2 separate regions of the Homo sapiens genome follow, and region 1 is linked to region 2. A link is a loop called in an ENCODE intact Hi-C map of the cell type or tissue named here. Cell type or tissue: heart right ventricle. All regions are shown on one strand.

Region 1 (2,500 bases), 170 kb before region 2:
ACTCAATGTTTAGCTCCCACTTATCAGTGAGACTGTGGTATTTGATCAATTCCAATTTTGACCAATGGTGACCAGAGACACAGAGCAGTTGGGTGTGGTGGAGACAGGGTTCAAGTGTAAGTCAACCTAGCTGGTAAAGTGACACCCATCCCACTCATCCCATTGCTGCCAATGACTTCAACGCTGGAGCCTCAGTTCCCTCCCGTATGAGATGATGATAACAATTGTGAAGTGTCTGAGGATCAGAGAAATAACCCAGTGAAGGTACTTCAGAGTGGGTAACTTTTAATTACTGTTGTATTGCTGTACTGACCAATGTAGTCAGTAGCCACATGTGCCTACTTAAATTAAATTAAACAAAAATTCCATTTCTCAGCTACACTAGCTCCATTTCCAGTGCTCAATGGCCTCCTACCTGTAGTAGCTGCCATATTGGATAGTACAGACACAGAACATTCCCATCGCCACAGAATGTCCCTTGGACAGTGCTGCTCTGTATCATTAACTTTGATTTAATTCAAGTGCCAGACCTCAGGGCTGAACACAATCATTCCCTATGTGTGAATGTGCAGGCACCTGTGCAGTTTTGTTGTATAGGTAAATTGTGTGTCACTGGAGTTTGGTGTACAGATTATTTTGTCACCCAGATAATAAGCATAGTATTCGATAGGTAGTTTTTCGATCCTCTCTCTCCTCCCACCCTCTAACCTTAAGTAGGTAAGAGGAAGCTCCGAAGCTCTCCTGGGATGTTCACCCGCTGTGGTGAGAGTCAGGTGAGGCCCTTCACGGAGGGCACCCTTTGTTTACCAGAGAGAAGGGAGTCACGTTTGTTTCCTGAATGAAGATAGCCTATCTAAGAACCAGGTATCTCAGCCTCGAAAAGGTGGGAAGTGCATGTCAAGGAAACCTCTAGACAGGACTCAATTCTTCCCATCATACACGTAACCAGAGAATCGCAGAAGGGGTCGGGGAGGATTCCAACTTTGAGTCAGCAAAGAAGACATTCTTTTGAGGTAGAGTCAGAGTAGGGAAAACAACTAATCTGTTTTCCAAACAGGTTTTCATAAATAACTGACAGGAGATGGGCTGTTTTTATGGAAGTATTAACCCAAATGATGGGTGTTAATCATTAAACCTTTTTGGTGGTGGCTCGCTTGTTTCTCTGATATTCTAATCCGGGTCACAGAATGGCTAAGGCAGATTTAAGTGCAGCGTGGATTTTTTTTTTCTCACTTTGCCTTGTGTTTTCCACCCTGAAAGAATGTTGTGGCTGCTCTTTTTTCTGGTGACTGCCATTCATGCTGAACTCTGTCAACCAGGTATGTAGCCTTGAAATTTAAAAATAGATGAACAGTTTTCTACATGTTTGACAAGTCATCGACTGAAAGAACTCTTTATTTTTCTAAATCTGCAGACATGTTGTGGCTTGAAAGTTGGGGCAGTGAGTGTTTAATGAGTTTGAAAGAAAATATTAAACCATCTAAGATGATTTAGGTTAAACTTCCAGGAGTATTTGGGGCTGTTTAATTGTAGTTCTTTGTTCCATTAGTTTGAGTTGCATTACATATTAGGATTTTTCAGACTCTGTTTTGGCAGATCCTAATCATCATATACTGCTCTTTCTTTTTTCTTTTCTGGCAGGTGCAGAAAATGCTTTTAAAGTGAGACTTAGTATCAGAACAGCTCTGGGAGATAAAGCAGTAAGTGGAGCACCTGAGTGTTCTTTTTAAATTTTGTTTGCTAATAACACTGTGCTTTCTCTAATAATGGGCCTGTCTGCATAGTTACCTTAATCTTGAATAAATTATTTCTAAAGACCTCAAATCTGATTTCTTAAAGATAGATTATAGAATAATATGAATTTTTAATAAAGTAGGTTTGCCTAAAGTATTTAATCAGTAGTGTATGCTAGGCAACATGTGAAGTTTTGTGCCACACAAAACAACTTAAAAAACCAGCATCTCAACTCGGGATAGTGAAGCCAAGTGGCCTGAGTCAGTCGTTCAGGTCTGGACTGGGTCTACTCCTCACCGTTGTGGTCATTTGAATTTTGTTAGCCTCGATTTTCTACCATTGAAAATAAGGGATAGTTCTACCCACATAAAGTCTTTCATAGCACAAAAAATTTCCAATTTGAACCTGAAGTTTCTTCAATTATTCTCAATTATCAAAGTAACATATGAAATATATGCTTATGAAATAGAAGTTTAAAAAATAGTCATAGGGCCCATGTGGCTATAGGAATGGTAAAGATCATTGAATTAAAAAGACAGTATTGTCTAATTCTAGTTTCAGTTTCCTAGTGTGGTCTGCAAAATTTTTTCCCCAATAGAAGGTGACGTTAAGATGCCTTAGGCATAGAAACAGAAAAAAGAGTGCTAAAGAAACTTAGAGGTATTCTGTTTGCAGGCCAGTTCATCAATTTGGTATTTTATTATTGACTCAATGAGTAATGATTGTTATAACAGCCAGCATTTATTGAGAACTTATCTTACTTTCT
Region 2 (2,500 bases):
CATGGCGATTTGTATTTACTTCACAACTTATATATGGTAATATGGCAAAAGTTCGATTCTAGAATAAAAAGTAAACTTAGGGTAGGGGAAGGAGGAGTTGGTGATATGGTTTGGCTGTGTCCTCACCCAAATCTCATCTTGAATTGTAGTTCCCATAATCCCCACATGTTGTGGGAGGGACCTAGTGGGAGGTAATTGAATCACGGGAGTGGATGTTTTTACCGTGCTGTCCTCATGACAGTGAATAAGTCTCACCAGATCTGATGGTTTTATAAAGGGCAGTTCCCCTGCACACGCACTCTTGCTTGCCACCAGGTAAGACATGCCTTTGTTCCTCTTTCACCTTCCACCATGATTGTGAGGCCTCCCCAGTCATATGGAACTGTGAGTCCATTAAACCTCTTTTCCTTTATAAATTACCCAGTCTTGAGTATTTCTTCATAGCAGTATGAAAATGGACTAATACAGTCGGTATAACTGTGGAAACACCTGGGCACAATCTCTTGGGATTTCCATCCCTTCTTGGGGGCATAAAACACCCAAGGACAGCTGGGAGGAGTGGTTTCCTCTAAGGCAAAATGTCACAGATTTATTTACTTTATTCTATTCATTCACTTCCTCTGCTACTTCTCCTGTTTCTTTGGCTCTGTATTTTCCATGAGTTTAGTTACATCCTAACTTTTGGCAATCTGCTATTACGATAATATGACTTCATTTACTCAAATTATACTCTGCATTGTCATCTTTACTCAGTTAGAATTTTAGGAATTTTCTCCTAAGCTTGTTCATGCAAGCCTTTAGCAGGCCACAGCTAAAGGGACATGGCATGGGATAATTTGACTTCATGATGTGAACAAGCCTGTTTACTTGTGCTTACATTTTTAAAATAAAAAAGAACCTGGTAGAATCCATTGTCAGAGAGAGAGAGAGAGAAAGGGGGAAGGAGAGAGAGAGAGAGAGAGGGAGAGAGAGAGAGAGAGAGAGAGAGAGAGAGAGAGAGAGAGGAAGAAAGAAAATGAGATAATCAGAGTCCTTCTGGCTTGTGGCTGACCTGTATTTTTCTCTCACTTTAGAAAATTCACTTGACTCATGGCTTTAAACACCATCTATATGCTTATGACAGCCAGGACCTCTTCCCTGAATTCCAAACTTATGTTTGACTGTCAACTTGTCCATCTGTACTTGGGATATCTGATATATATGTCAAAACTTGTCCAAAGCTGACCTCCTGATTCACACCCACCCCCCCACCCCCAAAACTAGTTTTTCCTACAGTCTTCCTCTTCTCAGCTAATAGGAACTCTCCCCCTCCAGTTGCTCTGGCTAAAGAATATGGAGTCATCCTTAATTTTTACCCTTCTCTTGCACCAAACGTTCAATCCTTCATGAAATAAGGTTAGCACTAGCCGCAAATGTACCCCCGTTTGGCCACTTTTCAATACCTCTACTGCCACCTACTGGTCTGAGTTGCCACCACCCCCAGGGGGAATATTGTACTAGTCTCCTGACTGTTCTCCTTCTTCCACTCTTGCCCCTGCAGTCTATTCTCCACTGAGTGGCCAGAGTGATTCTTTAAATGTAAGTCACATCTTAGCACTTCTCCAGTCTGAACTCTTCGCTTGTCCCCCCTGTTCTGGTCCCCTAGGACTGTCTCTAACATCATCACATGATTATTCTACTTCATCTTACCACTCCTGAAACTGGCATCTTTTCTACTCCTCCAATATTCTGAGCAACATCTGCTCCAGGGCCATTGCATTGGCAGTATCCTCTGCTTGGCAAACTGTCCCAGATATCTGACTGGCTCGTGTCCTCATTTCCAGGTTCTGCTTCTAATGGCATCTTCCTAATAGCCCTACGCAGACCACCCTGTTTAATATCACAGCCTCACCCTCCACCCAGCACTCCAATCTCCCTTACTCTGCTCTGTGTTTTCTTTCTTCTACAGGACTCATCACCTTATAGCATAATACATAATTTAATTATTTATTACCTTTATTATTTGTCTCTCCTCACTAAAGAGTAAGACCACAAGGGCTCCAACAGCTTATCTCTGCAGTTTGAACTTTGTTCATGGGTATCTCTTCTTTGGGGACGTCACTCCATTACCTCCTGCATGTATTCCTTCTGGTGCTAAAATAATCTGCTTGTAAGTTGGGATCAGATGTGAATTATTCACACTTACTAGAATTGAAGATTAACATGTCACCTCTCCTAAGGGTGCTTGCATATCAAACCTCAGGTTCAGTGCCGGAACAAACTGCCCTGTTTTTAATGAAAGGAAATGGGTGAGTAGGAGGTGGAGGTAGACACAAAAATGTTTGTTGTTTCCTTTTGTTATCAGCCATGTCCTGTCCTGTCACCCATGAAACCTTTACATAGACTGTTGGCATTTTGTCAATCTTACTCCTGTTTTTCTAGTCGGAGGTAAGTATTTGTGGTCTACATGGAGTTGGCGAACTATGAGCCCCATGAGTTTTTGTGAATAAAATTTATTGGA

What was found. Hi-C counts contacts between places; a loop is a spot of excess contacts. Peaks named below come from ENCODE experiments on the same cell type or tissue, not always from the same donor. Only the 100,000 strongest peaks of a DNase experiment are listed, where the experiment ranks them.
Region 1: it touches region 2 in a loop (3-fold over the local background); 30 of 110 quality-filtered maps call a loop at or near these places.

What each region holds. Positions count from the first base shown.
Region 1 is chrX:15,663,537-15,666,036 of GRCh38, reverse strand. CLTRN (collectrin, amino acid transport regulator) reads left to right here and starts at 1,232. Exons shown (of 6, transcript NM_020665.6): 1 at 1,232-1,319; 2 at 1,642-1,700. The coding sequence starts at 1,262. In heart right ventricle, no CTCF peak of the experiment used is centred here; no DNase peak of the experiment used is centred here.
Region 2 is chrX:15,497,040-15,499,539 of GRCh38, reverse strand. No RefSeq gene overlaps it. Among named protein-coding and RNA genes, the nearest start is that of BMX, 2.5 kb to the left of the region's middle. In heart right ventricle, a CTCF peak has its summit at 1,483 (motif pointing left); a DNase peak (open chromatin) is centred at 1,459.